2 separate regions of the Homo sapiens genome follow, and region 1 is linked to region 2. A link is an interaction called in ENCODE POLR2A ChIA-PET data of the cell type or tissue named here. Cell type or tissue: CD4-positive, alpha-beta T cell. All regions are shown on one strand. Links, peaks and the distances in the headings refer to the core of each region. The heading gives the core; the rest is flanking DNA.

Region 1 (5,385 bases), core at 184-5,183, 100 kb after region 2:
GGTGTCTAGCCCAGGCCTGAGTGCAGCGCCCTCCCTGAGGGTGAGGGTTGGCTTTTAAAAGAGGATACCTTTGGCTGGGCGTGGTGGCTCACTTCTGTAATTCCAGCACTTTCGGAAGCCAACGTGGGCAGATTACTTGAGGTCAGGAGTTTGAGACCAGCCTGGCCAACATGGTGAAAGCCCATCTCTACTAAAAATCCAAAAATTGGCCCGGGCATGGTGGCAGACGCCTGTAATCCCACCTACTCGGGAGACTGAGGCACGAGAATCGCTCGAACCTGGGAGGCGGAGGTTGCAGTGAACTGAGATCACACCACCCCATTCCAGTCTGGGTGACAGACTGAGACTGTCTCAAAAAAAAAGAAAGAGTGACACATGAAATAAGGGGCAAGAGGTTCTGAGGGAGAAGCCTTAGAAAAGGCAGCTCTGTTCTTCCTAGAGGAGTCTTAGTTTAGCATTTTACCACAAAGAAATGTCTTTTTTTTGAAAGCAGAGGCCCACAGAAGCTGTGACATGGCTAAGCTTAGCTGTCCCAGGCCAGGATCGGAACTGGGTGCTCATCTCACACCTCCACACCCAGCACTAGCCCAAGGTGGGACCCATGAGGTGTGCTTGGGCACAGTTAGGGAGAAAGTCAGGATGGATTGGCAGGGGAAGATTCACTTCCGAAGTATTGGCTTAGCAGAGGAGCTGGCTCACTGGGGGATGAGACTCACCGATGGCAGTGTGGTTATTTATGTATAATCTTCACTCATCATTTATTCCCTAATCACGACATCGGGCACACCTGCTGGGTTCTAGGTGCTGAGTATTTGACAGTGGATAGGACAGTGAAATCCTGTTGTAAAGGGGCTTTTCTTCTGTAGTATTGGGGCGGATGGGACCCATAATAAGTAAACCCCATGATATATTTAGGCTTTGTGTCCCCACCCAAATCTCATCTTGAATTGTAATCCCCATAATCCCTATGTATCAAGGGAGAGACATAGTGGAGGTAGTTGAATCACTGGGGCAGGTTCCCCCATGCTGTTCTTGTGATAGTGAGTTCTCACGAGATCTGATGGTTCTATATAAGGGGCTCTTTCCCCCTGCTGGGCTCTTCTCCTTCCTGCTGCCTTGTGAAGAAGGTGCCTTGCCTCCCCTTCGCCTTCTGCCATGATTGTAAGTTTCCTGAGGCCTCCCCAGCCATGCTGAACTGTGGGTCGGTTAAACTGCTTTAGTTTATAAATTACCCTGGAAAGTCTCCCACTGGGAAAAATAATTGGAACAGGCAGCATGACTATTTTTAGCATTATTTCAATATGGGTTTAAACTTTTTTTTAAATTGAATATTGTAACTATTAAGTTTAAACCTAAGGATATAGTTGCTAAGTATAGTTCTTCTCTCACTATGATTTAAATTATGTTATAAAGAACTGGCAGTTCTTTATAGCAGTCTGAAAATGGACTAATACACCCCACAAACCAACAGGACCGTTTCAGATGGTGATGTGAACTCTAAAGAAGATAAACAATGTGATGATGGCTTAGAACAGCAGAGTGGAATGGAGATCCAATGCAAGATGTGCAATTTTAAATATTCTAGTAGCCACATTTTGAAAAGTAAAGAGTGAGGGAAACTAACTTAATGTAACTTATAACCGGTATGTTCATAATGTTACCATTATAATATATATAAATAATTGAGATATTTTGCATTTTCTTTGCATTAAGTCTTCTAAATCTGGTGTGTATTTTATACTTAGAGCACACCTCAACTTGGATTAACCACATTTCACATACTCAGTAGGCACACTTGGCTAGTGGCTTTGGCTAGCACAGACTTAGTGCTTGGGGGCGGTGGTACAGGTCCACTTTAGATTGCATGGTTATCTTTAAGAAAAGTCCTGTTAACTAAGCACAAGGAACAGTTCCTACCACTGATCTATGTTGTGTTTTGTTTGCTGCTAATGTGCTCATACATCAAGGTAAATTATTATTTTAATCCAGATTTCAGCTGATTTTTTAACAGCAGTTTTGCTGTGTGCACGCTGAATGGGATTCTCCAAGGACAGGCAATGAGAAATCCTTCAACATTATAGGAGGAGACGGTGGAGAGAGATCCTTATAGTCTTTGAGAGAAGGCTTTGGGGTTTCCAGGGCCTACATTTTGTCAGAGATCTTCTTTCCTGTACAGGAAAGTAGGTGTTGCAGGTTCCTTCTTTTTCACTCTTTCCTTAATTATGGGAAGGAATTCCACCAACATTGATGTTTAACCTGGAAAGTCTCCCACTAGGGAAAATAATTGGCACAGGCAGCATGTCTGTTTTTAGCATTATTTCAATATGGGTTTAACTGTTTTTTTTTTTTAATTGAATATTGTAACTATTAAGTTTAAAGCTAAGGATATGGTTGCTAAGTATGGTTCTTCTCTCACCTACTCAGTCTTTGGGTGGGTGAAATGCTACTTGTTGAATGAAATTAGAATAATTTCCATCTGAGTTTTTCAGGTTCAGCTGCAAATGCAGGAGTTGGTTTAGAGTCAGTTTATGAAGGAAGTTTTGGAAAACATTAGAGTATTTTGTGTGTGTGAAAATTAGACTTGTGGGAAGGAGTGTGGTAAAAACTGCTAGCAAACACTAGGCAAAATTTTTCTAAAAATCATTTGCCTTTTCCTTCACGTGTAAAAGTCATATATGTTCTTTGGAGCCAATTTGAAAGAGAATAAATCATCCATAATGCCATATCTTTACAGTCTTTTTTTTCCTTGTACCTTTAGATGTGTATTTGGTAATGTAGTTTTTACATAGTTTTATGCTGCTTTTTACACTTGTCATGTGTATTTTCACATTTTCTTATTTTTTCAAGAATTTAGCTTTTAAATGGCTGTGTAATATTTTTCCTTGTGAATGTTCTGTCATTCATTCTCTCTCTTTTTTTTTTTTTTCGTGACAGAGTCTCGCTCTGTTGCCCAGACTGGAGTACAGTGGCGCGATCTCCGCTCACTGCAACCTCTGCCTTCTGGGTTCAAGTGATTCTCCTGCCTCAGCCTCCAAAGTAGCTGAGATTACAGGCACCCGCCACCATGCCTCGCCCTGTCATTAATTTAATCTTTAATTCACCCTCTATTGTTGTTTTTTATTTTTCATTATTATAAGTAATGCTGCCATGAATACCTTTCTACATACATATTTATATGAATATCTAATTATTGCAGTAAAAACTAGTAGAAGCAATCATTCAGTCAAACAATCAAGACTTTTTTTTTTTTTTTTTTTTTTTTTTGAGACAGAGTCTGTCTCTGTCACCCGGGCTGGAGTGTGGTGGCACAATCTTGGCTCACTGTAACCTCTGCCTCCCAGGTTCAAGCGATTCTCCTGCCTCAGCCTCCCGAGTAGCTGGGGCTACAGGTGCCTGCCACCATGCCCAGCTAATTTTTGTATTTTTGGTAGAGACAGGGTTTCTCCATGTTGCCAGGCTGGTCTCGAACTCCTGACCTCAGGTGATCCACCTCCCTCAGCCTCCCAAAGTGCTGGGATTACAGGCATGAGCCAGCATGCCCGGCCCCAGTGTAGACTTTTTTTTTTTTTTTTTTTTTAGGGCTTTTGATATTTGTTGCCAAGTTACCCTCTAAAAACCTAGTGCAAGATTACATTTTCACCCCTGGGGTGTGAGTGCCTTTTGCCCCACAGTCTAGACCATGCTGGATTTATAATTTTAAGGGAATTTATTAATTTGTTAGATGGTGGATGTGTCATTTTGATGCAGGACTTTAAGGAAGAAAAGATATATCTTTAAAAACGTTTTCTGTTTTTCTTTTTTAGCTTGTCTTTTGGAGTTCTTGCCTTTGACTTAAGGGCAAATGTCTTACTGAGAGATGCTGGGTGCCTGGGTCACAGGTGGTTTGTCGTTGCCCTTTTTCTTTTTTTTTCCAACTCAGCTAAGTTCAGCACTAGTTTTGTGACTTATTACACAGAAGACTTGAATACATCAAGGGCCTCTAGAGATTTGTGGTAACATCAAGATGTGTAGTCTGTAATGTGTCATGGGGGGTGTGAGCCATTCAAGGGGAGTTACTCTTAATGGTACCATTATTCAGGATACAGTGCTGATGCCTGCATCCTGATGGCACCACTGTCGTCCAACTCTGTTTGTGACATTGTTCATGGCCTCTGCAGAGTCAGGGAGCTCCTCAGGATAAGGCTCTGTGACATCGTCTAAACTCCAAAGAAGTAGAGCCATCATATTTCCTTCCCCAAGGGAGCTGGCATCTACCATCACTGAGGATTTTTTGAGTCTCTGTACCAGGACATGGACCTCAACTCTTTATTTCCATGATTAATCCCTATGTCAATGTACATGGCAAATGCTAGCATTTCCTTCATTTTATTGACGATAGAATCAAAACTCAGAGTGTTTAGGTAATTTCCTTGAAATTACACAGCCAGGAATGGCCAAGGCTGGGAATTGAATGGACTCCAGAACCCATGGTCGAAGTCCAAGCTCAATATCTCTGAGACCTGGAAGGAAATGAAACAGACTAAAATCAGAGTAACGCTTAAAACCATGAAGATTCCAGCCCACAGATTCTATCTGCCACATGCAGACACGATTTATACCCCTAGAGGGAAACTGAAGAAACAAGGTGGTGGTCATACAATAATAGACTCAAAACCCAACCACACTTTTGAAGTGAATAGTGGCTCATGATGGCTTTAAACATCTTAGGAGAAAAATCAAAGTTGGTGATGGGCTAATTTGGAAGATTAGCTGAAAAAGTTAAGTGGCAAAGAACTAAGTGATAGTTGGAGTGAGGAAGGCATTTTGGTGTGGAGAGAGTAAGATTGGGGAAGGAAAGCTCCCTGGGTAACTGTAGGATTAGAAGCTGTGAGGAGTGTGGTTTAATCAGACAATTTGGAAGCAAGACAGAGAGGGAACAGTCCCCATTTGGAGAGTGTTAGTGTTCAGGGTAATCAGAAAGGAAGAGTCGGAAGCATATGTAATTAATGAACGAGAAAGGCAGATGGATGATGGGGAGGTGGGTGGCGTCGCGCTACTCATATGTTCTTTTGATAAGTAAAATTATAGCATAATTTCTCACTCATTGGAAACAAGGTTATGCAATTAGGATCCTGCTGCTGCTAAAAGCTTCCAGAGATTTTAGTGCACTGGGCAGACAGAGTGATGATGTTTACTTTAAAAATCGAACTTCTCGTTTGAGATACTTAATTTTATTTAATGCTCGATTTTTGTATTTACTGGTTCTGCATTTTCTCATGTAGATTAAGATCCAATTTAGAGAAGAAATATATGGGCAGTTTGGCTGTAGAAAGCACAGAGGAATGATGCTGTGGATATTGATGCACCATGTGGTAGACAGCATTTTCTTTTCTTTTCTTTTCTTTT
Region 2 (5,385 bases), core at 76-5,075:
GGTGCCTGCCACCATACCTGGCTAATTTTTATGTATTTTCAGTAGAGACGGGTTTCACCATCTTGGCCAGGCTGGTCTTGAACTCCTGACATCGTGATCCACCCGTCTCGGCCTCCCAAAGTGCTGAGATTATAGGCGTGAGCCACCACGCCTGACCAAACCATCCAAATTAAAACAGGATCAATGTTTTGAAGGGAGTTACACATGTGTTTTTTGTTTTGTTTTGTTTTGTTTTGTTTTTTAGACAGGGTCCGCTTCGTTGTCCAAGCTGGAGTGGTGGCACAATCTTGGCTTACTGCAACCTCTGCCTCCCCAGCTTAAGCGATTCTCCTGTCTCAGCCTCCCGAGTAGCTGGGACTACAGGCACATGCCACCATGCCCAGATAATTTTTGTATTTTTAGTGGAGGTGGGGGTTTCACCATGTTGGCCAGGCTGGTCCCAAACTCCTGACCTCAAATGATCTGCCCACCTTGGCCTCCTAAAGTGCTGGGATTACAGGCATGAGCCACTGTGCCCGGCTGCTCATGTGTATTAAATGATGGCTATTGGCCAGGCATGGTGGCTCACGCCTGTAATCCCAGCACTTTGGGAGGCCGAGGCGGGCAGATCACCTGAGGTCAGGAGTTTGAGACCAGCCTGGCCAACATGGTGAAACCTCATCTCTACTAAAAATACACAAATTAGCCGGGCATGGTGGTGGGTGCCTGTAATCCCAGCTACTCGGGAGGCTGAGGCAGGAGAATCACTTGAACCCGGGAGGCGGAGGTTGCAGTGAGCCGAGATCACACAGCTGCACTCCAGCCTGGGTGATGGAGCGAGACTCCATCTCAAAAAAAAAAAAAAAAAGATGGCTATTATATAAATGAATATAAGTGAACAAATGTGATAAGTTAAATTTTGCTAGGATCCCTATCCCATGCCAATCACCAAAGGGAACACAAATTATACAAAGGTAGGGACTATGTTTTGCTCATGACTGTGTCAATATATAATATACAAATAATATCTTGGTATTCTGGGACTTAGCATTCATTGTTGAAAGAGTGGATGAGAATCTTGGTAATGCCAGCATTTTCTTTCTGCTCAGATGCTGATCCCACTCTAACCTATCCTGTTTACAACTAATTCCTAGACTTTTTATGATGCAAAATTATAAAACAAGGATGGAAGGCTTACCTTAAAGAGAGAAGTGGAGGGATTTTTTGTCGAAAGTCATATATAATAAAGAGTACAAAAAATAATAAAAGAGAGGAGAGGGCGTAAACACTGATCTTGCTATGAGTAGAAGAAGGAACCTATTTTGGCGAGGGTAAATAAAGGGACTTATTTATTTAAAGACTCACTATTTTTTATATTTTTGGTAGAGACGGGGCTTACCCATATTGCCCAGGCTGGTCTCGAACTCCTGACCTCAAGGAATCCACCCTCCTTGGCCTCCCAAAGTGCTGGGATTACAGGCATGAGCCACCACAGCCCAGCCATAAGGGGACTTCAGGAAGCCTGCTGAGAATGTGGGAGATGAGAGTGAATGTTAGGAGGAAGAAAGAAGACGAAAGGCGGATCAAAACATCTGGCTGGGGGTTCTAAATTGGATTGGGCATCTAATTGTTTAATGTCTTTCAAGGGATAAGAGAAATAAATGGCATTCTTTTCATTTTAATTTACTTGCTTTTGCCCATTCGATTATGCTTTTTCTTTTCTTTTATTTTTTTGAGATGGAGTCTTGCTCTGTTGCCCAGGCTGGAGTGCAGTGGTGCAATCCTGGCTCACTGCAAGCTCTGCCTCCCGGGTTCATGACATTCTCCTGCCTCAACCTCCCAAGTATCTGGGACTACAGGCGCCTGCCACCACACTCAGCTAATTTTTTTGTATTTTTAGTAGAGACGGGGTTTCACCATGTTAGCCAGGAGGGTCTCAATTACTGACTCGTGATCCGCCCGCCTTGGCCTCCCAATCTATTGTACTTTTTAAAATGAGACTCCCCTCCAGGCTAAACCTTTCTCCTTTTGGGCTATAGCAGAAAGACCTGAGCTCCTCAGTGACAGGGAGCGTATCGTCTTTATTTTGTTTTCCTGGGACTAGCAGAGTGTCTGCTACAGAGCTGAAGGGTCATGTTTCAGTTTTTGGAAAGTAACTCAACTTCAGCCTCACATCTACTGGACAGAGTGAGCTTATCTTGGCCCTCCAGGCAAAGTCAGCTGAAGGCCATGGTAGAGACACAACTGGTTCTTCTACTAGTCTTCTTCTAGTTTGCTTATTCGTTTTGCTGTATTTAGCTCTTTATAACCTTCAACAAATTCAAGGTTTTATTGCGGTATAATTGATTTGCAATAAACTGCACATACTTAAAGTGTACAATTTGATGAGTTTTATATGTGCGTAATTGTGAAACCAACAGACAGGGAACATAGCATCACCTCCAGGAGTCTCCTCACGGTGGTTTTATTTCAAGGTTTTATTATCTAGAGATAAAGAGATAAGGAAGGAGATAGATCAAATAGGATTCTTCACGATTTGATAATTGTTGAAGCTGGGTGACAAGGATTCAATGAGATTCATTGTTTGAAACTTTTTATATATGTTTCAAAAAATTCATTTATAAAAGTTTTTCTTTTTTTCTTTCTTTTTTTTTTTTAGAAAAAACTTCAGGCCAGGTGCAGTGGCTCACGCTTGTAATCCCAGCACTTTGGGAGGCCGAGGCAGGCAGATCACGAGGTCAGGGGATCGAGACCATCCTGGCTAACATGGTGAAACCCCGTCTCTACTAAAAATACAAAAAATTAGCTGGGCGTGGTGGGTGGTGCCTGTGGTCCCAGCTACTCGGGAGGCTGAGGCAGGAGAATGGCATGAACCCGGGAGGCAGAGCTTGCAGTGAGCCGAGATTTCGCCACTGCACTCCAGCCTGGGTGACACAGTGAGATTCCGTCTCAAAAAAAAAAAAAAAGAAAAAACTTCAATATGTTAACTCCTATTGATGATAGAGGCCACTGGCTCCTGTTTAAAAAATTCAGGAAATGTGCATGGCCAGATACTTCTCCCCAGCAAGGTTTGGGGAAGCATTATGAACGATCTTAATACCCTCTCCCATGTCAATTAAACTAGTCACGAATGAAAAGATACGGGGATTATTTGGGTGGGTCCTTTAGATCCGAAATTTTCTTTTTTTTTTTTTGGGAGATGGAGTCTCGCTCTGTTGCCCAGGGTGGAGTGTGGTGGCACAATCTCGGCTCACTGCAACCTCCACCTCCTGGGATTAAGCAATTCTCCTGCCTCAGCCCCCCAAGTAGCTGGGACTACAGGCGCATGCTGCCACGCCCAGCTAGTTTTTTGTATTTTAGTAGAGATAGGGTTTCACCATGTTGCCCAGGCTGGTCTTGAACTCCTGAACTCAGGCAATTCGCCCACTTCGGCCTCCCAAAGTGCTAGGATTATAGGCATGAGCCACCGCGCCCGGCAGATTTGAAATTTTCAAAGAATTCAAGCATTATGGCTTTGGCTAAAAAGCAATTCATTTATTATTTATTTAGATATGAGGTCTCATTCTGTCACCTAGGCTGGAGTGCAGAGGTACAATCTTGGCTCCTGTAGCCTCAATCTCCTAGGCTCAAGGAATTCTCCTGCCTCAGCCCTCCTGAGTAGCTGAGACTACAGGCACATGCTACCATGCCTGGCTAATTTTTTATGTATTTTTTGTAGACACGGATCTCATTATATTGTCCAGCCTAGTCTCAAACTCCTGGGCTCAAATGATCCTCTCACCTTGGCCTCCCAAAATGCTGGGATTATAGGCATGAGCCACTGCATCCAGCCCAGATATTTTAAATGTATATTTATATATAATCTTTTTAAAAACCCATACATGCTAACATTCTATGCACATTTCTGCATTTTGCATTTTCACTCATACATCTGGAAGATATTTCTATATCAGTACATATAATTAAAAAAAAAAAAAATCTCATTTTTTAAACAGCTGCAAATAATTCTAGCAAATGAATGCATAATTGATCTAACTAATCTCCTGTGGATAGACATTTAATAATTGTTTGCTACTGGAGTCAGTGCTGCCTTTATACATATGCCTTCATGTACACGTGCGTTTATATATGCAAGATACATTTATAGAAGTGGAAGTGCTAGGATTACATTTATAAAATGTATCAACCTTTTAAAAGTACATGCATCAAAATGTTTGATACATTTTTAAATGACAATTATTGCCAAATTGCTCTGTATCATGTCTGTGTGCGACAATTTACAATCCCGCTAATGATGTATGAAACCATTTGATTCTGTACACCCTTAATGAAACAGTGTGTTCCTTACACTTTTTATGTGTGCCCAACTCTTAGGTCACAGTGGGGTTTCAATATGATCTTAATTTACATTTATCTTTTTATGAGACATGTTGAGAATTTTATCATAGGAACTATTTGTATTTCCTTTTCTGAGAACTATCTGTTCACGACATTTGCCATTATTTTTTCTTGGGCTTGTTATTCTTTTTGTTCTTGATTAATATCTGGTGGGATATTTATTCCTACTTTTTTTTTCATTTGGACTGTTGAATTAGCTTGTTTACTTCTAAAAAAATTCTACTTTCATTGGGCTAAGTTACATTTATGGTTTAATTAAGAAAAACTGACATTTCAATGTCTCTTCCTGTATGAGAACAGGGCATATCTTTCCATTTATTCAAGACATAAAGTGGGTTTAAACAGGTACATTTTTAAAAGATGGCTACTTGTGGAGTCCAAATTGAGAAGGGCAAGAACGAAAGCAGGAAGACCAATTAAGTGGTCCTGCAGTGGCCCAGGAAAGAGATGATAGTGCTTAGGCTAGGGTTGGGGGTGGATAGATTTGAGATCTGTCCTGGAGGAAGCACCAATTAAACTTTCTCATGGATTGGATATGGGAGTAAGACCAAGGGAAGAATAAGGATGATGCCTAGGTTTTCAACTTGAGCCATTGAGGGACTAGTGATGCTGTGAGATACAGGAGACAGAAAGAGATCCTAGAAGAAGGCTTGCTTAGAAGCAAAGTCCCCAAGCCTCAAACTCCAGGGAGGCTGCCCACAGAAGCTCTTTCAGTGGAGACACAACCAACTGGAATCAATCAACTGTAATCACAACCAACCAGGGCCTTCATTAACCCATGTGGTACCTTGGTGTGAATTTAAAAATGGTGGCTTTTCTGGGAAGACAGAGGCCCAAAGGTACACTTGGCAAGGAGTATGCGAGTTGAGTTTTAGCCCCTACTTAGTCTCTTGACTGGGAGCTCCTGTGCTATGAGCAACCTGCAGGACCAGACCTGGAAGCCTTGGAACTAACCTCTGACTGGGGCATCTGACTCATCCACTCCTATACAGTACTACCCTGCTCCTT

What was found. ChIA-PET counts read pairs that join two places held together with the same protein. Peaks named below come from ENCODE experiments on the same cell type or tissue, not always from the same donor. Only the 100,000 strongest peaks of a DNase experiment are listed, where the experiment ranks them.
Region 1: POLR2A ChIA-PET joins it to region 2 with 11 read pairs; 10 of 35 experiments call an interaction of 5 or more read pairs at or near these places.

The regions. Positions count from the first base shown.
Region 1 is chr17:66,393,720-66,399,104 of GRCh38, forward strand. The region is part of intron 2 of PRKCA (protein kinase C alpha); the gene reads left to right. It overlaps PRKCA-AS1 (PRKCA antisense RNA 1), which reads right to left. Exons shown (of 4, transcript NR_110822.1): 4 at 4,350-4,499. Among named protein-coding and RNA genes, the nearest start is that of PRKCA-AS1, 20 kb to the right of the region's middle. In CD4-positive, alpha-beta T cell, for the core only: no CTCF peak of the experiment used is centred there; no DNase peak of the experiment used is centred there; H3K4me3 peaks cover 17 bases; H3K27ac peaks cover 910 bases.
Region 2 is chr17:66,294,262-66,299,646 of GRCh38, forward strand. No RefSeq gene overlaps it. Among named protein-coding and RNA genes, the nearest start is that of PRKCA, 5.7 kb to the right of the region's middle. RefSeq lists a cis regulatory region at 1,926-2,366. In CD4-positive, alpha-beta T cell, for the core only: no CTCF peak of the experiment used is centred there; no DNase peak of the experiment used is centred there.